Regions from separate parts of the Homo sapiens genome. Here region 2 is linked to region 1. The links are chromatin loops, found by intact Hi-C in ENCODE. Cell type or tissue: body of pancreas. All regions are shown on one strand. Each heading gives the region's core, and the rest is flanking DNA. Links, peaks and the distances in the headings are about the cores only.

Region 1 (15,507 bases), core at 1-8,000:
CTTCAGTGTACCTTGGAAGGATGCTTCATTATGCTATGGTCCCAATCCCTCATTTTAAAAATGAGCACACTGAGACTCTCAGAGAGAAGGGAGCTGCCCGAGATCAGCAAGTTAGTAGTAGAGCCGGGACTAGCAGCTCTACTCGCCCCACATACCCCACTTAACCCACTAAGGTTAGCACCCAGATCTCTTGATTCCCAACCATCCAGGGCTCTGTCTTTTATACCCCTTGTATTTCCTTTTTCTTTTTCTTTTTTTTTTTTCTTTTGAGACAGAGTTTCACTCTTGTTGCCCAGGCTGGAGCGCAGTGGCGCGATCTTGGCTTACTGTAACCTCCGCCTCCCAGGTTCAAGGGATTCTCCTGCCTCAGCCTCCCAAGTAGCTGGGATTACAGGCATGTGCCACCATGCTCGGCCAATTTTTTGTATTTTTAGTAGAGATGGGATTTCTCCATGTTGGTCAGGCTGGTCTGAAACTCCTGACCTCAGGTGACCTGCCTGCCTCGGCCTCCCAAAGTGCTGCGATTAGAGGCATGAACCACCGCGCCCGGCGGTCCCTTGTATTTTCAAATGTGCATTACTGCCTTACATAATCACAAGATGGTTTCCTGTGTATAAGTCGTGGTCCTTGGGTTATTTTACGGCTTCTGTAGACCTTAGATCTCACACTTCTTGGCTGAGAACTCCTGTAATAAATAGGAGTGGAACTGACCTACTTTGGTTGGAATATTTCCCAGCCTCTGGAGCCCTGCTTTCCTTCTGTTTGACTCTGGGTGGTCACACATTTGATTTTGAAATCTAAGTGTGTTCAAATAATTTTTTATTCATTTGAAGCTCCCCCTTGAGGGAGATTATAGGCATCTTCCCAATGGAGGGGGGTCAGTGAGGCCAAATTGCTTATTACCGCTCTCCCTCTACTCCATATAGGGAGGCGTCAGAAGTGACCCTTGTAAGTGAAACCCAAAAAGTGGCCGAATGGGGCAGTTTTCTGAGGCCTCCCTATAAGAAATACTGATCACAGCCCCCTCTGCGGCCCCACCCCCATACATCTCATGAGAACTTTTACCTGGAACATTACTGTAATTATTTACTAACACATCTGTCCCCCAAACCCCAATATGCACACTTTGAACTTGAACATGGAGACTCATCTTGTTCATCTTTCATCCCTAGAGTCTGTCACAGTGTAAGAAGGAGCTCAGTGAGTGTTTGTTGAATGAATGCATGGATGACTGAATGAAATCATGCTGATGCAGCAACAAATAAGGAAGAATCACCTCTTGAAAGCACTCCTTACTTGCTAAATTGTACAGAAATGTGTCAGGCTGTAGAGAAAGAGTCACTCAAGGTAGGGCTTTTTAATCCATGACATTTGGCAAACTGCCAATTTGTTAACCTTAGTGAGTTAAGTGAGGTGTGTGGGGCTGGTTTTTCCTTCAAGCAGAGTTTCTTCACACTACTGACATTTGGAGCCAGATAATTCTCTCTTCTGAGAGCTGTCCTGTGCATTGTACAATGTCTAGCAGCATCATGGACCTCTGCCCTCTAGAAGCCCATGATCACTCCAAAGCTGTGACAACAGAAAATGTATCTCTAGACATTGCCAAATTTTTTCTGGGGGTAGGAAGGGCAAAATCGCCCCTGCTTGAGAACCGTTGCCTTAAAGGTTGTCATGTTTCAGGACAGATACACAGATAGGGCTAACAATAGGTATTCATTTCACATTGGGTTTGGGGCAGTGGGGTTGGTGATACGGCATCTGAGTCAGAGGATGGAAACAGGTGTGCCTGATGAAAACCAGTTTCCAAACTGGACAAAGGACTTCTGTGGAGAATGTTTCCTTGATCTATTCCACCCTCCCTTCCCATCTTTTTCCCTCCTATCTCCATCCCTCCTCAGTTGATGGCTAAGAAATATAAAAATTCCAAGTACAGGCTCTGGCACATGGAAGCCTTCAGTACATGGTGGTCGCTGCCCTGTCCGGTCATGCATCTGGATCCAGAAGCTGACAAGCCCTGTGGCTGCACAGTGAGCAGAACCTTAGAAAGGCCTGCAAGCGTTGCCTGCAGAGCTGGTAATTACCCTGTTGCCCGGGCTGGAGTGCAATGGTGCGATTATGGCTCACTGCAGCCTTGAACTTCCTGGCTCAAGTGATCTTCCCACCTCAGCCTCCCAAGCAGCTGAAACTACAGACACCTGCCACCATCCCCATCTAATTTTTTAATTTTTTTAGAGATGGGTCTCACCATGTCTCCCAGGTTGGTCCTGAACTCCTGGGCTCAAGTGATCCTCCTGCCTTAGACTCCCAAAGTGTTGGGATTATGGGTATGAGCCACCATGCCCAGCCTGGGAGCTGATTATTGATGACTTTTCAGAGAGGGTCACTGGGGATTTTTTTTGTGTACCTGGAAAAACACTTTCTAGTTTTCTGAAGAAGTATTTGTGGATTTCTTTTGAGATTTTTATTATCCCTGAAGTTAATAAGTGAAGGATGATGAAGGCTCCTTTAATTGACTCTTATTTTCTACCAGACACTCTGCTGAGTCCCTCCTAACACTAACACTCACTTCAACAGTTATTAGCCCCATGGTGCAGATGAGGAAACTGACACTTGGATAGATGTGAAGCCATTTGCTTAAGGCCACCCAGCTGGACATGGTGACATGAGACCTTAAACCTGGAACTTCTTTTTTGTTTTTTTTTCTTTTTTTTTTCTTTGTTTTTCTTTTCTTTTTTTCTTTTTTTTTTTTTTTTTGAGACAGAGTCTCATCTCACTCTGTCACCTAGGCTGGAGTGCAGTGGCGAGATCTTGGCTCACTGCAACCTCCGTCTCCCAGGTTCAAGCGATTCTCCTGCCTCAGCCTCCTGAGTAGCTGGGACTACAGGCATGCACCACAATGTCTGGCTAATTTTTGTATTTTTTAGTAGAGATGGGGTTTCACCACATTGGCCAGGCTTGTCTTGAACTCCTGACCTCGTGATCCACCCACCTTGGCCTCCCAAAGTGCTGGGATTACAGGCGTGAGCCACCGCAGAGCTTCTTAACCAGCACATGCATCTGCTCCAAAAGAGAGGCCTGTTCCGGGTTTCTGGTGCCCAAGGAGCTGTCATAAAATTATCTCCCAAACTTCAAAATAGCATTAATTTTCATTTAAACTAATCAATTTGTGAAACATAAAAAAATACTGAGTTACACACAGCATTTATTGAGGGGCCCAGAAATGAGCATGGGGTCACAAAATCCAACAGGAGGAGATACCAGTTCCCAAACAGTTTAGGGGAGTCCACTTAGGCGGAGCGCGGTGGCCCATGCCTGTAATCCCAGAACTTTGGGAGGCCGAGGCGGGTGGATCACCTGAGATCGGGAGTTTGAGACCAGTCTGAGACCAGTCCGACCAACATGGAGAAACCCTGTCTTTACTAAAAGTACAAAAAAATTAGCTGGGCGTGGTGGCCTGTAATCTCAGCTACTCGGGAAGCTGAGGCAGGAGAATCGCTTGAACTTGGGAGGCGGAGGTTGCAGTCAGCTGAGATCATGCCATTGTACTCCAGTCTGGGCAGCAAGAGCAAAACTCCGTCTCAAAAAAAAAGGGGGAGTCCACCTGCTTTGGCATCGTCACCCTTTGGAGTTCCCGCAGAACTTCCCAACCTCACCCTGTCCTCATGATCCCCACCCAGGTTGGGAAGTCCCCAGATTTCCTACCATGACAAGGGAGGACATAGCCTCTCTTCCTGGCACCCCCTTGCTGAAAGCCTAGATTTAATATCTGGGATTCGAGCTCCACCACCAGAACAGCCTCTTGCAGTGAGCCCCAGCTTGGTCTCTGCATCCCTGCTCTTAGCAAGCTGTAGGTTCTCACCACTGACCTTCACTCAGGCTTCGGGACAACCTGCAGCTCAAGGTAAAACCACAATACTCAGATGCTATCTACTTGCTTACATTACAAACAGAAGGCTGCTCAGCATTCCTATGGACTCCTGGGGCCCACCCAGCCTCTACATTGTGCGTCTGTTCCAAGGATGGCATTTGGGGAGGGTCATCCCTGGTTCATCACGTCCCGCAGTCTTAGCCCATTGTGCTGCAGGCTCCTGAGGTTCCCAGAGTCATCTCCAGATCCTGCCATGCCCCACCCCACTTCCCTCACCTGAGGCTCTTAGGCGTGCTCCTGATGGCCACGTGTCTTTCAAATTTCTCACCTCCCGCCTCCCTCTCATGTTCAACAGATGGGCTCACCTTCCATTTCCCAAGAGTTGAGACTACCTGGATGAACTTCTAACCAACATCTTGCCCTTACAGATGTGTCTAAATTGTACCCTCTGTTCCTTTCCTTCCCGTCTGTCTTAGTCAGCTGTGTTATCATAACAAAATACCACAGACTTGGGGACTTAAACAAAAGAAATTAATCTCGCGGTTCTGGAGGTTGGAAGTGTGAGATCAAGATCCCCAAGGGTTTGGTCTCTGGTGGGGACCCTCTTCCTGGCTTGCACATGGCCACTTTGTCCTCATGTGGCATTTCCAGTGAGTGTGTGGATGCAGGGGAGGGGAGGGAAACACCTTTCTGGTATTTCTTCTTGTAAGGACACTAATCCTATAGGATCAGGGCCCTATTACTACAATGCTGTTTAACCTTAATTACCTCCTTATGGGCCCTACCTCCAAATACAGCCACCCTGGGGGTAGGGCTTCAACATATGAATTTAGTGGAGACACATTCAGTCCATAACAGCATCCAAGTGGAAGAGAGGCTGTTCCCCAGACAACAGCCTGTCCCTACTCCTACCCCTACCGACTTCCTTCCCAGGACAACACAATGACAGCCATCTCACCCAACCTTCACCCTCTTCCTCTCCGCTGACTTTTCTCATCAGCTGGTTAACTTCCCCAAGTCTATCCAGCCCAGGCAGTAAATAGCCCTCTGCTCTCTGCCCCCTGGTGGCCAGCTTCCTGTAAGACGCGTCCACCTTCATTGCCTCCACTTCACTCACTCTCACACTGCAACCTGGCTCCCACGCTCCACCCACAGAAACCAGCCTCACCAGTGCCCTTCGATTTGCCACATTCACTGGATTCTTTTTTATAATCTTTTTTAAAAAATAAAAATTGTAGACTAAGCACGGTGGCTCACTCCTGTAATCCCAGCACTTGGGGAGGCTGAGGCAGGTGGATGGCTTGAGCCTGGGAGTTCAAGACCAGCCTGGGCAACATAGGAGACCTTGTCTCTACAAAAAATTTTAAAAATTAGCTGGGTGTGGTGGTGTGTGCCTGTAGTCCCAGCTACCCAGGAGGTTGAGGCGGGAGGAATGCTTGAACCAGGGAAGTAGAGGCTGCAGTGAGCCATGATTGTGCCACTGCACTCCAGCCTGGGTGAAAGAGTGAGACTCCGTCTCAAAAAAAAAAAAGCACTTAAAGTGTACAACATGATATTTTGAAATACACAGTGAAGTGATTACTATAGTCAAGCAAATTAACATATGTTTCTTCACAAAGTTACCATTTGTGTGCATGTGTGTGTGTGTGTGGTAAGAGCACCTGAAATCTACTCTTATGGCAAAATTCCAGTGTACGATACAGTGTTATTATTATTGTTATTACTTTTGAGACAGAATTTCGCTCTTTTTGCCCAGCCCAGAGTGCAATGGTGCGATCTCAGCTCACTGCAACCTCTGCCTCCCGGGTTCAAGAGGTTCAAGTGATCCTCCCGCCTCAGCCTCCCGAGTAGCTGGGATTAGAGGCATGCGCCACCATGCCTGGCTAATTGTGTATTTTTAGTGGGGACGCGGTTCCACCATGTTGGCCAGGCTGGTCTTGAACTTCCGACCTCAGGTGATCAGCCCACCTCAGCCTCCCCAAGTGCTGGGATTATAGGCGTGAACCACCACACCCGGCCCGATACAGTATTATTAACTATAGTCTTCATGCTGTACATTAGATCTCTAGACTTATTCATCCTGGTGTAACTGCAACTTCATACCCTTTGACCTATATCTCTCCATTCCCACCCCCTCCCAGGCCCTGGCAACCACCATTCAACTCCCTGCTGCTTTGTATTCAACTTTGTAATATTCCACATATAAGTAAGATCATGCAGTATTTTTCTTTCTGTGACCAGCTTATTTCACTTAGCACCATGTCTTTCAAGTTTATTCATGTTGTCACTAATGATAGGATCTCCTTTTTTAAAGCTGACTGGCATTCCATTGTATATATGCAGCATGTTTCTTCATCCATTCATCTGTTGAGAGACACGTAAGTTGCTCCCACATCTTGGCAATGGTGAATAGTGCTTCAGTGAGCATGGGGGCACAGGTACCTCTACGAGGTGCTGATTTCATTTCCTTTGGGTTTATGACCAGAAGTGTGATTCCTGAATCATATGTTAGTTCTATTTTGAATTTTTTTGAGGAAGCTCCATGCTGTCTTTCATAATGGCTAAGCCAGTTTACATTTCTTCCAATAGTATGTAAGAGTCTCCTTTTCTCCACATCATTGTTAGCACTTGTTCTCACCCCACATTAGCCCCCCTAACAGGTGTGAGATGATGGCTCATTGCGGCTTTGATTTGCATTTCCTTCATGATTGGTGATGTTGAGCAGCTTTTCATTTACCTGTTGGCCATTTGTATGCACTAGATACTTTCCAGTCCGGATCCTACCAAGGGTCATCCATGCAGTTTTTGAGAGAGAAGAGATACTATGAATAGTTACACTGAGACACTAGGAAATACCCAACACATCTTAGAGGCATGCAGTGCTGGGCACCTCCTTCCTTTCCATCTTGCCAGCAACATGGCTCAGGCCAACGTGGTTCTGAGTCTGACCGCCTCAGAATCAGGGAAGATGATGGTGGAACTCAGTCAGAAGCTAGAGTCCTGGGAACCATGGGGGGACCACTTGTGCAAGTTCTAAAATCCAAGGCTGTAGAACCTGGGATTCTGATGTTCAAGGACAGGAGAAGGGTGTCCCAGTTCCAGGAAAGAGAGAGAAAGAGAGAGAGTAAGTTAGTGAATTTACCTTTCTCTGCCTTTTTTGTTGTATTCAGTGCCCAGCCGATTGGATGGTGCCTGCCCACGTTGAAGCAGATCTTCCTCACTCAGTCTACCAACTCCTGAGCCAATCTCCTCCAGAAACACCCAGAAATAGTGTTTTACCAACTATGCAGTTAGCCCTTAATCCAGTCAAGTTGACACTGAAAAGTAATTATTTCAAAGACAATCCTCACGTCTTGCTTAAATGGTAGAGCCATCTCCTAGGGGTTCTTTACTACTACTCTGACCCCATCCTCCTTCCTTCTCATAATGGCAGACTTGGCAATGCCACTCCCATTTAAAATTCCTCACAGCACTTACATTGGGCCCTCTGGCCATTGACTTCTCTGGCCCCTGTTGGAGACCATGAGCTTCAAGGACAGAATCTATGTCCCATTCACCTTCATGTCACCAGTGATGGGCAGACTGCTAAGCATATAGTAGGTGCCCAATAAATGTTTGCTAAAATTTTGAGTTTTGAATAGGTTATATAATGATGAGTTTCCTGTTTTTATTTCTCATTGTATAAATTAGACTATTACTTTCCTTTCCCCCCTTGAAGCGATATCTTTCCAGTCTCTGGTTGTTAGGCAAGTAATTATAAAGTGTGAGAAGAGAGATGATGTTGAGTCTCTTTACCTTATTCAGATTTTTTTTTTCTTTTGAGACAGAGTCTAGCTCTGTTGCCAGGCTGGAGTGCAGTGGCATGATGTTGGCTCACTGCAACCTCTGCCTCCCGGGTTCAAGAGATTCTCCTGCCTCAGCTTCCTGAGTGGCTGGGATTACAGGCATGCGCCACCACGCTTGGCTGATTTTTTTGTATTTTTAGTAGAGACGGGGTTTCTCCATGTTGGTCAGGCTGGTCTCAAACTCCCGACCTCAGGTGATCCACCTGCCTTGGCCTCCCAAAGTGCTAGGATTGCAGCCGTGAGCCACTGCACCCAGCCTTTATTCAGAATTTAAAAGATTTTTATTATATCTCCTCCCAGATTTTGCCATCTTGACTTAAGAGTCCAAAATTAAACTCCAAAATAGCTAACAGAACCCACTTGACATATTTTCTCTCTTATTTGTGTCTTCTTTGTTATTCTTTCTCTCTGCAGACTGGATTTTTCTGTTGCTTTCTACAGGATAGTATATGGATGCTCCATAGCCTCCAAGTTTGCATGCTTTGGAAATGGGAGAGATTGGCTTTCTCCCCATGCCAACACCAAATATCCAAGGAAGGCAGATTGTCTCACACCTGGTTAGGTTTTCTCCTTTGGTCTAATCAGTGGGATAGGATCACACAGCATAAACCACCCAGCCTAGACATGAAAGGGTTCTTCCCAGGGGGCAGTTGTTGGTTCAGGGGCTAAGCAGACACCTCAAAACATGTCTACCATCTGGAAAAATAACCCAAAGAAAGAGATGGTGGAAGTTCATCATAGAATTGTCAAGCAAGAGGTGAACTTATACACCACAGTGGGACCAACCACGACTATGTGTTGAGTGAGACAAAGGGTGATACACCCTGCAGAGACACTGTTAGACATGCAGTGACTCACACAGTTTACAACTTAAGCACTTCTTCTTTAAAAAATTACCATAGTTTTATGTAGCAAAACCAAAACTCAATGTAAAATTATGGGATACTAAAAAGTGGAATTTACCCAGAAAAGCAATGGATGGGCACCAGTTCCATGGTTCTGCAAAAGACCCTAGAAAAGATTCAGTTCAGAAAATCAAAGGGCTCCTTGAAGAACACCCCAGAGAAGACAGTAGGCAATGTTACAGAAAGCCGTTCTCTTCAGAACCTTGAAGTACAGCTCTGATGTGTAATTAATGAGGTGAAGGCCTGTGAATTTTGTGATCAACAAGAAAAAAGAAAGTGGATTTAAAATTCTAGGAAAAGACAAAAGTTATACAAAACGTTTGTGGTCTAAATATTTTAAAATCCAAACTTTGACATGATTTTAGCAATATTTCCAAAACTCCATGTAATGATGACTTAGACTCAGGCTCTGAAACCAAAAAGGAAAGAATATGTAATGTATGTTTTTGTTTAGTTAATAAAAATAATAAAATAATATAGAAAAGTACCATTTAGTGATTTTTCTCTGACAATCTCTTATTAAATTTTTGAGGAATTTTTTTAAATATGCTTAGGGCATTCAGTTTAAGATGACAGATTGACCACATATATTTATCTGCTCTGTCTCTGGAAACACTTTTAAAATGACAGTAAAGGAATAGAAAAGGTATAAACCCATACAAAGAGAACAAAACAAGAGACAGAGATGAAGCAGAAATTTCCAGAAATCTTTGGAAAATGAAAAGTGATGAAGTGATAGCTGTATGGAAAGAATAACCTCAATGCCTGTAGCAGGCAGAGGAGAAACTGTCAAGTCATCCTGTGGCACCCTGGAAAGGCCCCAGACACTGAGGAGAGTCCACTCATAGACCCCAGCAGTGGGCTCCCTCTTGGCCTGGTTATGTTACAGTGAAGGCCACCAGGCAAGAAGCTGTTTAGGTCCACAGTGTTTCCAAGGACTATGTTACTGTCTCAAGCTTAGATCGTACATTGAGGAGGGCCTCCAATGTGGAAGCAAACAATCATGAGAAAAGTGCCTCAAGGAAACAGATCATGTAGACAAGAGGAGACAAACTTAAGACGTACAACTAATATTTGGAAATCCTTTGTGAAAATGATGCCTGAGCCACAAAACTAGAAAAGGATGCTATAGAAAAGGAATCATCTCAGAGTAAGAAAGGATTCTTGGAAGTTAAATGTATGAAACAAAACATTCATAAAAAAACTCTACAGATAATGTCAAGGAAATCTTTTATAAAGAAAATCACAAAGGCTGGGCACGGTGGCTCACGCCTGTAATCCCAGCATTTTGGGAGGCTGAGGAGGGTTGATCACCTGAGGTCAGGAGTTGGAGACCAGCCTGACCAACAAGGTGAAACCCCGTCTCTACTAAAAATACAAAAATTAGCTGGGCTTGGTGGCACGCACCTGTAATCCCAGCTACTCGGGAGGCTGAGGCAGGAGAATCAGTTGAGCCTGGGAGGCAGAGGATGCAGTGAGCTGAGATTGCGCCACTGCACTCCAGCCTGGGAAATAGAGCGGGACTCCATCTCAAAAAGAAAGAAGAAGAAGGAGAAGGAGAAGGAGAAGGAGAAGGAGAAGGAGAAGGAGAAGGAGAAGGAGAAGGGGAAGGGGAAGGGGAAGGGGAAGGGGAAGGGGAAGAGGAAGAGGAAGAAGATCACGAAGACAAAATGGTAGAATAGTAGAGAAAGATGAAAAGATTGGAGAATCAGTGCACCTCGTCCGATACTCTGCTAGTGGGAATTCCAGAGAGACAGCATAAAGATGAAGGGAGGAAATAATAAATTAAAAACATAATATTTTTTAAATTCCCAGAAATGAAGAACACAAGTCTTCAGATTGAAATGCTGACTGAGTATCCAATCAATAAATTTAAAAACAACCATTTCCTCAAGAAATTTCAAAATACCTAAGAACAAAGAAAAATCTTACATATATCTAGGGACAAAACAAAAAAGTTGTATACAAAAGATTTGGAATCAGAATTGGATTTCTTATTAACAATACAAGAAGAGGAGAAATGCCTTCAAAATTTGGAAGGAAAATTATTTCAGCCTAGTATTTTCTACCCAAATTGTTAATTAGTTTAATAATTAATCAAATTAATAAAAATATTTTCACTTCTGCAAAGATTCAAAAATTTACCCCCATGTACTTTTTCTTAGGAGGTTACTAGAGAATTCTGTGCTTTTGCAAAATGAGAGCAAACCAAGGAAAAAGCCATGATACCTAGGAAATGAGACCCCAGCCAGGAGACAGGGAGAGGGCACCCCAAACCACAGCCAGATAGCAGGCCTGGGTGGAGCAAGAGGAAGGAGAACTCTGAGACAGAAATATCCGGAGGAAAAACCAATAGGACTGTGGATAGATGTGTAACAGAGCTGTGGGAGCACTTGGAAAAATTAGCCATATGTACATGGAAAACTAATCCAATGAAAAAACAATAATGATAGACCTCAGGAAAAACAAAATGTACAAGAAAGACACATAATCATTTTACATGATTTGACTCAGCAGCGAACAATATTTCCTAGTCAAAATAAGTCATTATAAATGTAGACCATTCTTCACTAAAAATGAAATGAAGATTAGTATATGTAATATATGAGGAGAGAAGTATATGTAGGGAGATTTTAAAACATCTCATCTTTCTCTTCCCTAATAGGAAGTTTGACTGTCTCAAATTTAAAAACCAAGAAATAACAACAGTAAAAGAATATAATTTTTTTTTTTTGAGACGGAGATCTCAAAGAGATTGCTCTTTCACCCAAGCTGGAGTGCAGTGGCGCTATCTGGGCTCACTGCAAGCTCTGCCTCCCAAGTTCACACCATTCTCCTGCCTCAGCCTCCCAAGTAGCCAGGACTACAGGTGCTCGCCATCACGCCTGGCTAATTTTTTTTTTTTGTATTTTTAGTAGAGACGGGGTTTCACCGCGGTAGCCAGGATGGTCTCCATCTCTTGACCTTGTGATCTGCCCGCCTCAGCCTCCCAAAGTGCTGGGATTACAGGCGTGAGCCACCATGCCCAGCCAAGAATATAATTTTAAAACATGGAGACAAAAATGAAAATAAACAACTAAAAGGAGTTGAAAATGGTTGCCTGGAGAGCAGGTAAAGGTTATGGAAGGGAAATACTATTTGTCATTATACTCTTTGGTACTAGTACAAATTTAAAAAAAAGGCTCAGTGTGGTTATACAAACTCAATTTTAAAAATTTAAAGGGATTTAAAAAAAATGAATAGCTCTTGTTTTGAGGAAAATTTTACATAAAGTTCAGCAATTCTTTCATCTTCATTTGTCCCTCCTGTGAATTACAACTAAAATGTATTTAATACTTTTAAATTTAATGAATATATACAATATGTGTACATATACACATGCATATAGCTACTAAATGTCAGCCTCTCCCCCTCTTCTCTAGGTTGATGTAGATAGCAAAAGGGCTTGTTTCTCATCTCCCACATCTTCTGGGTGGTTGCTCCAAGGAGCCACATGCTCTTCCCAGGCGCTCCCAGCAACCCTGGGGACCCCAGTCCCTCTTTGCCGGTCACCACCTGGAAACATGGACTCAGTCCTCTCAGCAGAATGACATTCCTGTCTCACAGACACTGGTGGACACCACACATTTCTTTAGTTGGCATACCCCCTCCCCCCACATTATCTTGGCTTGTTACATTTTAGAGGAAGGATCAAGGGCAAAACAAATGTGAGATGCTCCACTTCACAACCATAAGTGGGAGTTGAACAATGAGAACACATGGACACAGGGTGAGGAACATAATACACGGGGCCTGTCAGGGGGTAGGGGGCTGGGGGAGGGATAGCATTAAGGAGAAATTCCTAATGTAGATGACAGGTTGATGGGTGCAGCAAACCAACATGGCACATGTATACCTATGTAACAAACCTGCATGTTGTGCACATGTACCCTAGAACTTAAAGTAAAATAAAAAAAAAAAGGAAATTCTGATACGTGTTGCTACATAGATTAACCCTGAAAATGTGCTGAGCGAAACAAGCGAGGTGCAATGAAACCAATACTGTGTGATTCATTTATGTGAGGTATCTAGAATAGGCAAATTCTTAGAGTCAGAAAGTAGAATAGAGGTTACCAGGGGCTGGGGAAATGGGGGGATGTGGAGTTATTGCTAAATGATGAGTTCAGAGCTTCTGTTCGGGGTAATGGAAATGGATACTGGGGATGGTTGCACAACATTGTGAGTATACCTAATACCACTGAATTGCACACATTAAATGGTTAAAATGGTAAATTTTATGTTATGTATATTTTACCACAGTTAAAAAAAAGAATTGTTGGATGAGAAGAAAAAGTTAAACTATCCTCCATTGTTGCTGTTTCTATAGTCCAAAGGAAAATCGCCAAGGAAGTTGAACTCTTCTTGCACAGGGCTTCCCATCATAGATATGTTATCCCATTTCTAACCTTGCTCTGTTGCTCTCAAGAGAGTCCTCTTTGCCAGAGGACTTTCAACTCTTACAGTGGAAATTGACATCTACTTTTGGGAAACCTCATTCACTATTCACACACATTGATACCGCCCTGGAGTTTATTTCCTACCCTGTATCAGTCAGCTAGGCGGCATAACAATTGCACACATCTCAGTGGCATGCAGCAATAAGTGTTTATTTCCCTCTTGGCATTTACAGTTGAGCTAGGGTGTGATTGATCCAGGCTGGGCTCTCCCGGCTTGGCTCCATCCCCTGGGTTAGGTTCAGTCTTCTACACCTGTCATTCATTCTAAGATGAGCAAGCTACCCCAGGTTCTGAAATGCAGGTAAGCATTTCAAACCTCTGCTCACATCAAATCACTAACGTCCCATTGACCATGGTCACACGGCCAAGGCCAAGCAAAGAAGTACACCTCGCCCACCATGATAGGAGTCATATGTATGTATAAACCCCATAGGGCGTTGAGACCAGTACTTGTAACTACAGCATACTTCTTTCCTGTCCTTGGCAGTAAATTTCCTAAGTCTGAGTTACTTCCTGTATATTAACATCAAGAGGACGCAATGGATGTACAACATGATGACTAAAGTTAATAACAATGTATTGTGTTTTTGAAAATTGCTTAGAGAGTAGATTTTAAGTGTTTTCACCGCACACACAAAAGTGAAATAATGCCTATGTTAATTAGCTCAATAAGAGCCTTTCTACAGTGTATACATATTTCAAAACAACATGTGCATAATAAATCTATACAGTTTTTATTTATCAATGAAAAAAATTAATTTAGGCCAGGCACAGTGGCTCACACCTGTAATCCCAGCACTTTGGGAGGCTGAGGCAGGAGGGTCACTTGAGCCTCATAAGTTCAAAACCAGCCTGAGCAACATGGCAAAACCTTGTCTCTACCAAAAAAATACAAAATTAGCTGAGTGTGGTGGTATGCGCCTGTAGTCCCAGCTACTCAAGAGGCTGAGATGGGAGGATGGCTTGAGCCTGGGAGGTCGAGGCTGCAGTGAGCTATGATTGTATCACTACACTTCAGCCTGGGCAACAGAGCGAGATTGCCAAAAAAAAAAAAAAAAAAAAAAAAAGAAGAAGAAGAAGAAGAAAAAGAAAGAAAGAAAAAGAAAATTTTTAGAAAAGAGAATATGATGGAATGTGGAGGTTCAGAAGCAAACTCCAGGATAAGTTTAGTCCTCTTAGTCCAGCAGAACAATCAGCCTTAGGGCTGTTACTCCCATCCCCATGGTTGAATATGGTTCACCGCAATATCCACACGTAGAAGAGGGAGGCACGTCCCTTTCCTTCAAGGGCATGAGACAGAATTTGCACATGTGTTTTTCACTCCAATCCATTGCTAGAATCTAATCTCATGGGCACGCCTTAGTTGCAAGGAAATTGGAAACTGTAGTGTCTAAGTGGGTAACCAATTGCCTAGTTAAGTTTTGATTATACTAGAGAAAGGGAAGAATATTTACTGGGGAAACAGTCTCTGCCAAAAGAGACGGGTGGTAAGAGTGAGAATGAGCCAGCACTTTGGGAGGCCGAGATGGGCAGATCACGAGGTCAAGAGATCAAGATCATCCTGGCCAATGTGGTGAAACTCCATCTCTACTAAAAATACAAAAATTAGTTGGGCGTGGTGGCTGGTGCCTGTAATCCCACCTACTTGGGAGGCAGAGGCAGGAGAGTCGCTTGAACCTGGGAGGCAGAGGTTGCAGTGAGCCAAGATCGTGCCACTGCATCATTCTAGCCTGGGCGACAGAGCCAGACTCTGCCTCAAAAAAAAAAAAAGAAAAAAAAAAAAAAAAGAACGAGAAAGAGGAAATGGAATGCGGACTTTCATTTCATATATGACACCCATAGCAAATTTGGCTCTTAGTTCAGAAACCTTGATTTAAAGAAATAATTTCTTTCTTTAAACTAATAACTGCTGCTGAGTCCCCAGCCTACCTTACTAGTGACAGCCAGGGGACGAGTTCTTCCCCTATTCCCCTGACAAATGGCAGCTCTGTTGACATGTTCACTTAGTGATAGCAGGGCTACACACACATTGGTTGTCTACCTTCCTCTGCATATTTAAACATTATTTTAAAAGGTTTAAAAGATAATTTTCATAATATTTTCATGCATTTTCTTCCAGATTTTTCTCTGAAAAATTAGTACATTTAACATAATTACAATCATACTGTACATATAAGTTTGTCTTGATTTTCCTGTTTAACATCACGGTATTACTGTTGATAGTCTGTACTGCTAAACACTTTCCTTAAATAATCATATGTAATGCCTGAACATATCCTGTTAAATGGACTCAACATACTTTACCTAGCTAGATGTTCTTTTATACTCAGATAATTAAGTTGTCTTTTTTTTGTAATTCAACTTTTTATTTTGAAATAGTTGTAAATTAACAT
Region 2 (15,634 bases), core at 5,121-13,120, 75 kb before region 1:
AGGCTGGAGTGCCGTGGCGTGATCTCGGCTCACTGCAACCTCTGCCTCCCAGGTTCAAGCGATTCTGCTTCAGCCTCCCAAGTAGCTGGGATTACAGACAGGATGCCACGTCAAGGTAATTTTTGTATTTTTAGTAGAGACAGGGTTTCACCCTGTTGGCCAGGCTGGTCTTGAAAGCCTGACCTCAGGTGATCCACCCGTCTCAGCCTCCCAAAGTGCTGGGATTATAGGCGCGAGTCACCATACCCAGCAACTTTTAACGTTTATATAAAAATCTTGGGTATAAGAAAAAAATCATGATGTTAACCAGAGGTACTGACATGTAAAAGTACAAGCTCATATTCAAATGGAAATGGAAGTTCAGAAAGGATTTGTTATGAAGCACAACTTAATCCCATTTCACATCTTTACTCTGACTTGAAGTCTGATGGTGCTTTGAAAACCTCCCGTGTTTTTCAAACATTTCTGTTTTTCAGACATTTCTGTCACTGCCTCATGTGAAATCACTTGTTATATGACTTATTTTGGTCTCTTGAGGTTGTGGGCCATTTCCCACTGAGCTTTGCAATGGGCACTGCAAACAGCAGGGACTCAATTAATTAAAATGCTATATGGAAACCTTAAAAACAGTTATGTTGTTCTGGCCCTATTGTTTAAATTTTCGACTAGGCAATAAGACATGCATATGGTAAAAAAATTCCAACAGTGCACCAGTAGTGATCAGTGAAAAAACATGTCCTTCAAAAATCCCTTTTTCTTGTTTCTTCCCTTCTTGTCAGAAGCAACTCTTGCTACTAGCATAGATATATTCTATATTTCTGTTATGTTTTACAGTATATCTTATGTTGGCTCATCATTTTAAATAAGTTTTTGATGACATTCTTTTACAAGAAAGACAGAATGGAAGAAAGGAAGACTTGGATTTTCAAAAAAGGGTTAAAAATAAACAAAAACACTGCAAAGACGCCATACGGTAAGGCCATGTTGGGATAGCATGTTCCGGTGAAGACACATTCGTATGGTTGAGAGTTGAACTGCGAAATCCATAACTGCATTTTTATTTGTGCAGTCCCATACTGAAAGGGTGTAAACTTAATAGTCACAGTCATCTTCCCATTAGCCGGAATTATTCCTGAGAGGAAAGAAATGAGAAAATGTGATACCCTCTCTTCTTGCCAAGTCCAGTCACATGCTGACACACACACAAATATGGCTGACCCTCTGACAATGTGGAGATTAGGGGCACTGACTCCCCACACAATTGAAAATCCACACATAACTTTTGGCTTCCCAAAAACTTAATAGCCTACAGTTGACCAGAAGCCTTAAAGATAACATAAACAGTCAATTAACACATATTGTATATGTTATATGTATTATTTACTATAAACCAGATAAAAGAAAATGTCATTATGGAAATGATAAGGAAGAGAAAATATATTTGTTATTCATTAAGTGGAAGTGGATCATCACAAAGGTCTTCATTCTCTTTGTCTTCGTGTTGAATAGGCTGAGGAGGAGGAAGAGGAGGGATTGATCTTGCTGTCTCAAGGGTGGTAGAGGCAGAAGAGGTGGAAGAGGTGGAAGAAGAGGCAGGCACAGTCGGTTTAACTTTTACTGAAAAAAATCTGAATATAAGTGGGCTCATGAAATTCAAATCCATGCTGTTCAAGGGTCAACTGTACATTCTTCCCATGCTAAGCACAAACACAGTCTTTCTATTATCCTTATGTAGCTTTTTCATTAAATACATGTGAATCAACTTCTGCATGTTTACATTGATCTTATTTATTAATTACTATATTAATCCTTTACAATAATTATTTGATTGTGTCACTTCTACAAATATATACACATCAATCTGCATTAGCGATTCAGACATGAATTCCCAGAACTATCATCTGTAAGCAAATTACCAGATGTCAATATTAATGCTGTAAGCAACAGGAAAAGCTAGGAACGCACATACAAGTTTGTGTTCAAATAATTCAGTTCTTTCTTTGTATAATTTGATTCTTTCTTTTCAAATCTTTAGGATGGACTGTTATTCTCCCCAGAGTCAAATATCACACTGTGCCTAATTCCTCTTTTGTATCTCTGGTGCCAACAGGGCTTGGAACATAGTAAGTGCTAACAAATGTGGAGAGAAAAAGCGAAGAAAGGGAGGATCAATGTTATTTATTTATTTACTTATTGCTGTCCCCAACTAGAATGTAAACTGGAGGACGAATGTTCTGACTTCCACTGAAGGCTCTTAGGTTTGCTTTCTAGATGAGACCGTCTGCCCTTGTGCATCTGGTCCTCCCACTGTCCCTGCAGAGGCCTCGCACAGTCCCCCCAAACATGCCCTCCTTTGCATCCATTCACTTCCTGAATCTTGTGCTACCCTCCCTTCTCCCTGCGCCCAACCACATGGGCCTTTCCTTCACCCATTCATGTGCTTATTAAGTGCTTACTTAATAAGCACTTAATAAGTGTGCCAGGCACTGTTTTAGGCACTAAAGTTAGAGCAATAAACAAAACAAATCCCAGATCTCACAGTTTACATTCTAGTGGGGGACAGCAAAACATAAATAAATAAACAAATGAACATAAAATACAAAGTCAAGACATGAATACCAACAGGCAGGGGGAAGCAAGTGGGTGGAAAGGAAAGGCCCCCCTTGTGAGGAGAGGTGGGAGCAGGAGTATGAGAACGAAAGGGCCTTGGCTCTAATCCCTTTTCATTGGCTCCTGCTGGCTCTGCACTGTGCACTGGCTCAGCACTTGCAATTCCCTAGGCCTGAAGAACTCTCTCCAGATTTTCTTTTAGCTTCATCCTACTCCCGGAAATTATTGCATTTACCATCTGCCTTCTCCTAGTTAGAGTGTAAATTTTAGGAAAGCAGGCACCTGCTCATTACTGCATTCCCAGCACAATAAATTCTTGTTGAATGAGTGAATGAACCCAAACTTAAAAGCCTATATCAACCTATATATTACACCAAACTCCCTATGCCTCTCCCTCCACAGGAACCTTCAGTCAGCCCTACTGAACTCGCGTTCCCTTGATGTGTTACCTTTCAAAATTTCCCTGTCTCCCAACTAGGTATCAAGCTCATAAGGCAGACACCAGCCCCATACCTTTTATATCTTCCTGGATCCCCAGCACAGTGCTTTAGAAATAGGTCTTCGTCAATTTCCTGAGAGCAGAAGTCAAACTCTTTCAATGATACCCACTAGTGACCTTAGAATCCACTGCAGGGAGGAGGGAATCAGCAAAAGACCTTGGGTCCATCAGCCAACCTAAGACCAGCTGGATAGAAACTGTGACTCTCCATCATGTGTGGGGCTTCAATACTTTGACCACCCACTTGGTCAGAAAATAGCCCCCTTTAACCCATAAATTGACCCGGGGCTCTAAAATAAAAGCATTCTATTGCTTCTGCTCTAGCTCATTAACTTAAAAAAATAAAGACAAGCTCTGGAAGCAAGGATTAATGTTTGCCTTGACCCGGCTGATTTATTTTTAAGTGCTGCCAGCTCAGACCTAATACATAAAGCACACTGTGAAGGTGTAGTCTAGGCAACCAGAGTACACTGCTTTTTCCATTAACAGGGATGCCAGTTAACACAGGGAGCAGCAGATCGTCAAATGTTAGCAGCTGTAAAAGGCGTGCCAAGGAGTTACAGCTTACTGCTCAGCCAAAACTAACAGTGGCACAAAGGAGAGTATGTTTCATGCTTTTAAAGTGAGAAGGGCAACCCCCACCCCAAATTGCTCTCTTATGCTCCAGGCCAATTTCATCTGGTCAATTTCAGATCACCACCCTTAACATAACCAGGGGTAATGTGGAATCACAGGACATGGAGGGTGGTGAGCAGAGACAAAGAGAAGAGGAAAAAACTCAGAAATCAACTGAAGGCTAAGAACACCCTAGTTTATCAATACGATGGGTATCATAAAGAAAAAGTAACAGCACTGAAAAATAATATAGTGAAATAAATGAAGTCATGAGGAAATACCACTGTGTCTTCACTTGGACTACAATTATATAAAGCATGTGCAAAAGTATGAAAAGTTATTAAAAGGAGACAGAAAAACAAAAGCACATTACTTGTTATGGCAGTGAGGCCCAGGATGGGGAACATTAAAAAAAATTTCTTCTTTCCCATGTCCAGACAGTGTTACTACAACATTGTACTAACACTGTAAAATTATTTAATTTTAAAATAATTTTTTCTTCAAAGATCTCAAAAAGTACAGATCACTCTCCCTAAATTGTCATAGAGCCATTCGAGCCACATACTTAAGGTGTTATTGAGGCAGAAAAGAGTCTGGAGACAAGGAACCTAAGGCCGATTCACGCTGACCTCCTAGAACTAAATCAGAAAGAAAACCCCAACTCTCCACACCTAAGCAACAGAAGGACTGGAGGCTACTCCCTTTGTAAAACCCCCACATTTTCTGTGCGTTAGATGGAAAATTGAAAGTATCTCTGATTGATTGCAGAAAGCAACCAAAGCATAGGAGTCTAAGTTTGTAACTTCAGCCTCTGATTGGGGGTCACTCCTTCATTTACATAGGGTGTACATCAAGTAACCAATGGGAAACCTCTAGAGGGTATTTAAACCCCAGAAAATTCTATAACAGAGCTCTTGAGGCCCTATGCTCACCGGCTCCCACCCTGTGGAGTACGCTTTCGTTTTTCGGTAAATTTCTGCTTTTCTTGGCTCATTATTTCCTTGCTTTGTGTATTTTGTCCAATTCCTTGTTCAAAACGCCAAGAACCTGGACACCCTCTACTGGTAACATTCTAAGTATTGGTTTTAATATTCCAAGATTTAGGGTTCCTCTAGCTTGGTGACTTTGGGTAAACAACTCGATCTCTCAAAGCTAATGTTGGGAAATTAATAGCTATTTAGCTTTAAAATCATCCACATTCTAGCAATGCTTTCGATTCACTGGATTATAGAAAGGAGGGCTACCATCCCACTCACAGTGGCAACACTCCCCAGCCTCTGCTGCTGCCCAGGGAGTGTGGGCAACAGAGAGGCCCCAGGACCACACAGACCCTGACTTAGACCTTGCTTGATTATACATGAATTGTGTAACTCCGCTTGGCTACCTTAGCTGAGGCTCAGTTTTCTCATCTGTAAAATGAGACAAGGCTTAAAGGAGAAAATAATGTACAGGGTCTGGGATAGTGCTTGGTACATAGTGTGTGTCCTATAAATGTGGCCTTCTCAATCCTTATGCTAAATAAAACAAGAAACAATTTATTGTGTATTAAATTGTCTTTAAAATATCAGAAAGAAGAAATATTTCTTTGAAAAACTTACACTTGACCCGCTTGAGTTCTTACACAGGAAGAGGCAATTGCCTCATGATGCCAAATCACTGGGATGAGCGTCCCAAAGCACTAGGTCTTCCTTTTGCTCCACAAAAGTGCCAAGTGCAGGCGATCCACAGCTCAGAAGACAAGGACTCAGTGGCCTCTACAAGGTCTATTTTAAAACACAGGCCTGGACATTATCATGAAGAGGTGAAAGAGAAGCCCTGAGGGCTTTTGGATACTGTTCATGTCTAAATTTCCCAGGAAGAACAACCCCTGCTCAGCCATAGCAGATGAAGACACGTGTGGTGTGCATACTGAGACGCTAACAATCCCTAGTACTTATTTTAATCTTTTATTCCTTTCTCCCTCCCGCAAGCTTTTTTGACTGGAACTCGAAATAAGTGGTAAAATTAAGTCTTTTGGAATCTACTAACTTTCTGTTTCATCCCTGTTCATCAAATATCCAAAATGCAGACCTCAGCTGCAACACCAGACAACCTGAGGGCTGTGCCTGTACTGATGGGGGGATGTGGAGAAGGAGTCTGAGTAGAGGATGCTGGGGAGGATCCCAGGCCAGGAATTCCTTTTCCATCAAGTATATAAGCTGCTGGCCAGGAGCAATGTGTGCAGCACACAGGCATTGGTGCCTAACATCGCGGAGACAGCACCCATGGAGGGCAGGGCGACTGGAGGGGCTTCAGAGCCTGCTCTAGGAGCTGCAGGAAGTGCAGCGCACCCCCTAGCCACCCACTGCTGGAGCCCATTCACTCCATCATCTGTCCCTCACCATCTCCAAGGTCACCACCCATCCGAGCCAACCTCAGCTCCTTCCTGAGGGGGAGGCCTGTGCCCACCTTGTGCTACTCCAACCTGCATTCCCCTCAGGAGCCAAAGAGACTTTTTAAAATATGCATCAGGCCATGTCACCCTCTGCTTCAAACTCTCCAGTAGACTCCCATCCCACTCAGAACCCAATCCTAATACCCACCCTCCTCGAACCCCTGCAGGCCTCTCCAATAGGCCTTGCACACTGCTCCCCTTGCTCACACACCCTGGCCACAATGGGCTCTCGTCTTTCCCTTGAATGTGACCATTGCCGAGCCTGTTCCAGCCTTGCAGCCCTGTGTGGGTTGCTTCCTCTGCTTGAAACCCTCTTCCCAAGTCTGGTGCCTTTTTGTTAACTGGGTCTAAGCTGACATGACTTTTCCTCCAAGAAGCTCTTCTCGACCACCAAGTTGAGAGCAGTCACCTGGTCACATCACCATGTCTTATTTTTCTCACCACCATTTTTGCTCTGGACAATGTCTTTTGTTTGCAGGCCTGCCTGTCTCCCCCGACTGGCATCTCTGCTCCAACACAGCAGGGACCAGGTCTGTCTTGCTCTCTGCAGTACCCAATGCCTATACCAGTGTCTGATGCCCAGCAGGCGCTCAGTAGTTACTTATGGAATGAATGGACAGATGAAGTATGTAAGACCACAGGGAGGAGGTGAGCCCGGCAGAAACCAAGCGCAGAGCATTTCTGGCAAAAGATAGTGAAGTAAAGCTTCAGCTCAACTACCCTTCTTCAAAAATCACAAAACAATAAGGAAAAGAAGGGTAAAAATGGTAAGGAAAAAAAATCTATTAAATAGGGAAGTGGCTATAATCCTAAAGCACAAACAAAAAGCCTGACTACCAAGTCCTGTAAACTGAGACATGGGAGCATGCCGAGAACCAAGAGGTGCAGATTTCTCCTAAAGTAAGAGTCACAGCCCTGGAAAAGTCTCTAACTACTCTTTGGTTAAAGTGACAAAATGTAGGAGTCTGCCTGGGCCTTGAGCAGGGACAGAGATAAAAGAGACCAAACCCCAGCATCACAGACCAGCAGGGGAGGGGGCTGAAGAAGCAGCTAGGCTGCCACACCATGCCCACTGTCTGTGACCTTGGACCCAGTTCAGAAGGCGCTGAAAGTGACCTGGTAGGGAGGGAGGAGAGTCGTGACCACTGTACAGCAGCACACAGGACAGGTGACTCTCCTGGGAGCCACCAGCCCTTGTGACCACTGAGCAGAGATGGGAGATGTTCTCTCAGAGGGCTTGAATACACAGACTGTGGGGCTGGGTTCTCTGCATTGCAACCCCAGCTCTGCTGCTTCCCAACTTTGTGCCCTCATGCAACCTACATAACACTCCATGCCTCAGCTTCCTCATCAGCAAAGTGGACAGAATAATGGAATCTACTTCATAAGAGTTGCTGGGGTATTAAATGAGTTTATGCATCCAGTGTAGTGTCTGGCACATGGTAAGCACGATGTAAGCATTAGCTATTCAAATTATTATCCCTTCTTCCACATTATTCTTTTGCTGGTGGCAGACTGTATTCAACATTGAGTAGAGTGCTGAATAGAACACCACAGGTGCTGTGCATATAAACTGCAAAACTAAAAATTAATACTTTTTGAAGGAGGAGAGGAACAGAAAGAAAATCACATAAAGAATACACATGATGACTGGGTGCAGTGGCTCACACCTGTAATCCCAGCACTTTGGGAGGCTGACGAGGGTGGATCATGAGGTCAGAAGTTCAAGACCAGCCTGAACAATATGGTGAAACCCCATCTCTACTAAATATACAATAACAAAAAAAAATTAGCCGGGCGTGTTGGTGCACACCTGTGGTCTCAGCTACTCAGGGGGCTGAGGCAGGAGGATCGCTTGAACCTGGGAGGCAGAGGTTGCAGTGAGCCAAGATCATGCCACTGCACTCCAGCCTGGCAACAGAGCAAGACTCTGTTTCAAAAAAAAAAAATACACATGAAAAAGAGGACAACCTCAGGACACAAGTAGTTCATCAGAGTCTTAAAGAAAACAGACAGTATGCCTCATCACAGGAATAGTCACCAGAATTCAAGAAAGCAATGTAAGAACACACTCAAAGGAGACGAAAAGAGAACTGGTGGAGCTCAGGAGACACATGGAAAAAGAAAAGGAACTGTATGCTATGGTTTGGATGTTTGTCCCCTGCAAATCTCATGTTGAAATGTGGTTCCCACTGTTGGAGGTGGGGCCTGGTGGAAGGTGTTGGGTCATGTGGGTGGATGCCTTATGAATGGCTGAGCACCATCTCTTACTGATGAGTGAGTTCTTGCACTGAGTTCACATGAGAGCTGGTGGGGTTTTTTTTGTTGTTGTTGTTTCGTTTTGTTTTTTTTTTGAGACTGAGTCTCGCTCTGTTGCCCAGGCAGGAGTGCAGTGGTGCCATCTCAGCTCACTGCAAGCTCCGCCTCCCAGGTTCACGCCATTCTCCTGCCTCAGCCTCCCGGTAGCTGGGACTATAGGCGCCCGTCACTACGCCTGGCTAATTTTTTGTATTTTTAGTAGAGACAGGGTTTCACTGTGTTAGCCAGGATGGTCTCGATCTCCTGACCTCGTGATCCGCCCTCCTCGGCCTCCCAAAGTGCTGGGATTACAGGCGTAAGCCACCATGCCCGGCCAAGAGAGCTGGTGTTTAAAGAACCTGGCACCTCCCCACCTCTCTCTTGCTCCCTCTCTCACCATCTGATACCGCCTACTCTCCCTTTGCCTTCTACCATAGTTGGAAGCTTCCTGAGGCCTCACTAGGAGCAGATGCCAGCACCATGCTTCCTGTACATCCTACAGACCCAATTAAACCTCTTTTTTAAAAAATAAATTACCAAGCTTCAGATATTCCTTTATAGCAAGACACAGACTAACACAAGCACTGAGGTGGAAACATCAGCAAAGGAACAACAATAAACACACACTCATATGTATACACCACACTCATGCAAATACCACATACATGCACACACATACACACACACTGAAAACACAGGTAAGGATGTGGCAGGTAGGAATGAGAAATCCACACAAAATGAAATTATTTTAAAGCAGATAATAGATACTGAAGGCAAAGGAGAACCAACATACACACATAATTGGTATTCCTGAGGAAGAGAACAAAGCAAATAGAACATGAAAACATTCAAGGTTTTACTAGTTGAAACATTTCCCAAAATAACAAGTCATTTTTCTCCAGATCAAAAGGACATGCCATTTTCCAGGGGACAAAAATGATGCAGAACAACACCAATACATATCCTGGTGAACTGCTTAACCTCAAGACTAAAAAGAAAATTTCTGAGGGCATCCAGAATTCACCTTCAGTGGGGAACAACTCAGCCCAGCCTCCAAATTCCTAGCAAAGCCAAAGCCGGGGACGATCAGCAAGGTCTACTAAGTTCTGAGATAGACCAAGTTGGAAACCAAGACTGTTAGACCTCACCAGGTTGTCTTTCAAGATTGCAGACAGCAGAGAGACACTGTCAAACATGCGAGCATGGAGGCATGCAGCCCCAGGAGCCTCTGGTTAACAAGCCACTAGGTGACAGCATCCAGACAGCCAGAAAAACTGAAGTGAAGAATTTGTGAATGTAGGGAACATGGAATAAAGAACAGAGGTGAAATCTGTGGCTCCATTTCAATAGGAACTAAATAGCTACAGCATTCATGGTCACAAAAGAGAATATAAATGCTATAGACAACATAGAAGGGTACGACAAAGCCGGGAGTTCTAAGAGGGGAGGGAGAAAGTACATGCATGCTGTTTCCCATTTTCCATGGCCAAGATTCCAGCTGAAGGTGAGGCACACAGTTGAAGAAGACAGTGGCTCTGACCTCTTAATGCCTTCATTATCTCTTTTCTTAATTTTAGCAACAAATTTTAGGAATGAATATTGCATATACCAAGGAAGTTCACCAATTCCTTTTAGCTTCACTTGTTTTTCTTCAGTCAATATCAAGTAACATCATTTTTACATATCATATGATCCAAGTTTTCTTGTAGTTTTCCGTGTCTCTGCATCATCGTATGCCTCCAGCCTCCCTCTTTCTCCTCTTTGTACATAGGCACAGAGAGGTGTCTGCAGGGATAAATGTTCATGATATTTCTGGAGTGATGAGATTCTCGGTAATGTTTTTTCAACTTGGATTTGGTACTTTTCTTCAGTGTTTTAATATTTATATAATAAACACATTTCATTTTTTATAAAGCCATTTTTAAAGAAATATTTTTATTTGCTGAACCTCATTTCTTCTATACTTTACACCTGGAGTGGCTCTTTTTTTCCCATTGTTGCTGTTGCCTGTTTTCTGGCACAGCACCTACCCCAGACCAGTGTTGTGGGACCCGCAGAAGTGCCTGCTGTCGATCACGAAAGCCACATTCTCTTCCAGCCTCCTGGAAGACTGGCTTTCCCAGCAGGGTGAGAGGCTGAGCCAAACCATCTGACTTCTTCCTGGCCTTGCTGGAACAAGCACTTCTGTATGGGCAGTAGAGGTGTGAGGTAAGAGTTTCATTAAGATACAGGCATTGTCCTCTGGGTCAAGTTCACTGACTGCTGCTGTGGTCAACTGAGCTCAAGCAGCCCAGAATGACAGCCCATCAAATGGTCCTCTTGGACAGGGTTATAGAATTCAATGAGATGGTGCATGTGATGTGCTTAGCACAGCACCTGGCATGCGGCTAACAATTAGTAAATAGAAGCAATTATGAACATCATGCCAGCCACGCTGTGTGCAACCACTGCCACCCATCAAGGGTATATTGAGCACCAGGTAAAACTGACCATTGCTACCAATGTGACAGAAAATTGCCACCTGTCTGTCCAGCTTTTCCTGACTTCTTCAGTGTGTCATTATTAATTACCTACGTCCTCTAAAAGCTAGGGAACTCATTTGCATCTCATATATTAACTATCCCTAATTATTCTCCCTTCCTCACTATTGGGTTTGGTGCTTTGGAAAATCTTTTAAAGGTTTGATCTCTCTATTTTACCTCTGGTAAGGACTCTTTTCCAACCCTGCATATGGCCCCCAGCTGTTCCTCCATTTGCTGACCTGGAAGTTTATCATTATCAGAGGCCCTCTGCCGGTTATCTCACTAATTTCCATCACTTCTTGGAAGTGAACCTTGCCAAAGGCCTGCATGTTTTCATTTCTGTAAGCAGTCATATAGCCACTATGTGTTTTCTGAGATAAGGCTGTTCATCATGGTCTTAACTACCAGCAAGAAGCATTTTATGGGGGCCTGCGCTGTGTGCTGGAGATCTGGTCTCACCCTCCCTTTGACAATCCTGATCTGTACCCCGCACAGTTTGTGCTGGGGTTTGGGGGTCTTCTGTCTCACCTGTCCGCAGGAGTACAGTGAGGCAGGGAGGAGAAGTAGGGGAAACCTCCCCTCATTATTTTCCCTTGTGGATGTAATGGCTCTGCTCTGGAATCCCAAAGGCTGCTGGACCCTGCAGGTAGGGCTTATTATGTGATAAACTACCTCAGCCAGGGGCCAAGGGGCCTTTGGAGAAAAAAGATGCAAAAAGGAACCAGCATATGCTCCCTTTTGAAATGTAAGTGGGTGAATGCTGGTGTGTGGACAGCACAGTGGCAGGTATGGCCAAGAGTATGGCTGAGCCCAGCTGAGATGGGATGATTGGACTAGCGGCAAGTCCAGACAGGCTGCCCAGAGCAGGTGCTGCATGAAAGTGCCTTGAACCTCAACAGGCAGGGTACAGTGCGCTTGGTGTCCTTGTGCTCATGCTGGAGGATGGGGATTCATTCTTTGCTAGAAGGTGCTTCCTGCTGGATTGGTGGCCCCCAGGTAATGTCTAGAACCAAAAAGTGGTTTGAGGCCAAGGCAAGGGCAGAGGTTCTGGGTTTACTCCCAAACTGATATAAAGTTGTAAAAAATGTGCCTTTCAGAAGAAAATGCAAAATATAAAATTATTTGTAAGTGGCTTATATTTTTCTTATAATTAAAAAAAGAGAATGAACTTATTGAAACTTTATATAAGAACTCTAAGCAACAGCCCCCAAGGAACTCTTGCTTAGCCAGCCACTTAATGCTATAATTTACCATTTATATGAGTTAGATGCATTCTTCCCTAGCATTTGTGACAACAAGGGAATGTCCAGGATCACAAAATAGTGACAAGTAGACAAGTTCAACAATTTTTTTGTGGCATTTGCCTGATCTCCGATGCTAATAAGATCTTGGTCAATACTTCTCTTCAGATTTCACGGAAAAAAAAATATCTTGGCCAAAGTCGTGCATTGCTGGCTCTTCCAAAATTATCAACAGAGTGTTCTTGAAGTTTTGGTTGCATATGATTTCTTGTCAGCAGTACAGGAAGGTCATAAAATCCTTTATTCATTTTCTCCAGCCTCAGGAATATCTTGGCCCCCAACAACAGCAGGTCCAGCTTTTGACGGCTACAGAGCCCACCTGCATCTTAAGGATGGCCAGTTGAGTTAAAGTTGAGGGCATACCTTATAAATAGAATTATTAATAGCTTGATTCAAATTGTTTTTTCATTTGGCAAACTTCAGCATAAAATGCCTGGAAGGTGTGCGTAGATGATGCTTCTAGTTCCTAGAGAAGATATGGCTTCATAACCTAACAGACTAGGGATGTCCCAAGTCTTTTAGAAATAAGTTACCAAACACGTGCTTGAAACAGTGTCTACAAATACACATGCTAACTGTGTAAAATTAGCCCAGTTTCTTAGTCTATCTGAACCCAGTTTGTAAAACGGAGGCAATAATGCCTTGTGGCCAAAAAGCCATCCAAGACTGTCCAGCTGTATGGCCTCCAAGTCAAGCCAGATGCCTGGCAAGTCAGGAGACCAGTAAGCACAAAGATTGCCTGAGCTGCACTCACTCTCCATGCAGCCAAGGCTTTCTTCACTGCAGGTGGAATTCTGGAACCTCAAAAGTATAACAGCCAACAATGTACTGATACACCATCAAAGTGGGAAACCAAACCAAGAACGTTCCTGAGACTGGTGGAGCAACGATGACCTGAGATTCACAAAATAGCTACCGAGGAGGCTGAAGGGCAGAGCCCATGAGACCAGTTTGGAATGCCACATCTGCAACACCATCCACACAATGCAGGTCATTCAAACCAGCAAAAGACGGGTCCCAAAGTCCAAGAGCCCTGGCTTGCAGGGCTTCCCTCTCTCCTTCATTCTCCTCTTCTGCACTGCACTTTCCTGATTTTCTTCCTTGGTCTTTCTTTGTTCCTGGATCCACCTCCCCTTGCTATCGTCTGAGTGTCTGAGTGGCCCTCGGTCCACTTCTCTATCCACACTCACTCCCAAGGTGACCTCGTGTCCAGTCCCATGGCTGTACAAATGTATAACACCCAGTGACATCCAAGTGTATGTCCCTAGCACTCCCCTCTCTCTCAACTCCAAACTGGTATATTCAATTTAATTTCACTTAAAGGACAAATTTAAAATATTAAGTAATAAACAAAGTACCAAAACAACCACAATCTCTTACCTGATGAATCAGACAAAGTATCTCATGTATCATGCATTTGTCTGAATTATGTGGCCCTGCATTTTATAATCTGAGCACGGAGGGAAAGGCCTGCATGATTTTTTTAAGTGTGTCATACATAGTTGTCAGTCAATTCTGCTTAATGCTGTATTTTATTATCTATATAGTACCCTGATTTTGAATAGGTTGTGTTTCAAAACCCACTGGGTAAATTAATATTCTGAGTCTTAGGTCACAGTTTTTTAGAGAAGTATGGCTAGGCCATAAGCTATTGAGCTTTTCTTCCTTTTCCTGGCTACTGATGTCAGCTCATTTCAAGATCTCAAGTCCCATGTGAGTTCATTCCAACACTACGAATTCCTGGACTCCTGTCTGTACCCACCTCAGTCATACCTGTAAACCTGCACGCTGACCTGTCTAAAACGGCTCCCATCATGACTGCTCAGAAATTGTAGTGGTCCCTTCAGCCCATGGAACTTAATAGAATTATGGACCATCAGAGGGGCAGGGACCCACAGAAAGACCTACTGTGAGAATATCAACTATACTTAACATCTGAAATATTATCTTGTTTAGTATAATTTTAGTGACCATTTATTTTCCCTTCATTTTTAGGCCCACACAGCTGAAAACAATAAACCTCTTCTCTCTGAAAAGAGAATCAAGTCCTGTTTTTTGCAATATAAACAGTGGTTACCCTATATTTTACAAAATCTCAGAATGGCTCCTGGTCCTCTAGAAAATAATCTAAGTACATTTCATAATTGAGAATTAATTCACAGTTTCTGCTTTAAACACTCATTTGTTGGACAAAATATGTACTTGCAGTACTGAAAGAGTTGTAAACAAATGAATACCCGGACTTAAAACCATTTTAGCAATTGTTAAATTGTTTAAATTTAACAATTTTAAATATCTGTCCACAGTAGACCACAGTAGACCACTGTGGACAGATACTTAAATCCCAAACCTAAATATCAAGAGACAGGAACTGGGAAGCAGAGATTACTTTAGGTGTAAAATCTCACTTTCAAATGTCCTTAGCAGCCTAGTGATCTATGTCCTCTGGGGCATGCAAAAACATACTGTCTACACCACAAATGAGACAAATTCATCAGACCCTTCACTAAGATTCTGAAAGCTCTGGAAGAAAGAAGATTCCTATTTTATCTGAAATTGAATTATAAGGTGGATACAAAACCAAGGATGTACCAGGAGCCAAACTTAGCATTGGAATGGATCAATTTCTGATTTCAAGTTTCGATCATGGAAGAAACTTACCTGAACATTATTAAAAATTATCTGCATGATACAAATGATCCCAAAGTGTCGTTATTCTGACGTGTCCAATTCCATTTTACATCAGGTCAGTTATGTGTAAAATTCATCACTGATATGTGTTTGAAAATATAACGTTTGAATGCAGCTTATTCTTGTTTTTAGAACTTGAAATCTTGACACTCCTTACCTGATGTTGGCTCAATAGCAAAGGCTTGATGAGACTGAATCAAGGTGATATAAAACTCAAAATCTACAGGGCAGCTGCACTGCAAAGGAATAACATAAGTTTTGCTGCAAAACAAACAAAAAAGAAAATAAAAATATTATTTTTCTTTATAACTGGTTCTTTTGGTAGCAAGGAATGGAGACTCAAGTTACGTAATAAACAATGATGACTGCCAATGCTGATCTGGCACTTCCTGTGTGCCAGGAGTAACCCCATGCATTTCCCATGTATTAACTATTTTAATCCTATGAGGTGGTGCCGTGATTATCCCCACTTACAGAAGAGGAAACTGAGGCACAAGAGAGGGTAAGTGTTCCACACAAGGTGACATAGTTAGTGGCAGAACCATGATTTAATGTAGTCGATTGTGCTGGGTATCCATACTCCTCACCCCACTGTCCTTGCTACCTCTCGAGTACTGTTAAGTTTATTTTCCAGAGTTGCAGCGATAGGGAAAAGGCAGTCTCT

The links. A loop is a pair of places that touch in the nucleus more often than their neighbours do. Peaks named below come from ENCODE experiments on the same cell type or tissue, not always from the same donor. Only the 100,000 strongest peaks of a DNase experiment are listed, where the experiment ranks them.
Region 2: it touches region 1 in a loop (2.2-fold over the local background); 4 of 110 quality-filtered maps call a loop at or near these places.

The regions. Positions count from the first base shown.
Region 1 is chr2:119,507,058-119,522,564 of GRCh38, reverse strand. The region is part of intron 1 of SCTR (secretin receptor); the gene reads left to right. Among named protein-coding and RNA genes, the nearest start is that of SCTR, 9.7 kb to the left of the region's middle. In body of pancreas, for the core only: a CTCF peak has its summit at 4,936 (motif pointing left); a DNase peak (open chromatin) is centred at 4,944; H3K27ac peaks cover 5,339 bases; H3K27me3 peaks cover 148 bases.
Region 2 is chr2:119,586,716-119,602,349 of GRCh38, reverse strand. CFAP221 (cilia and flagella associated protein 221) reads right to left here. Exons shown (of 24, transcript NM_001271049.2): 7 at 15,128-15,231; 8 at 973-1,132. Among named protein-coding and RNA genes, the nearest start is that of CFAP221, 50 kb to the right of the region's middle. In body of pancreas, for the core only: a CTCF peak has its summit at 9,717 (motif pointing right); no DNase peak of the experiment used is centred there; H3K27ac peaks cover 735 bases.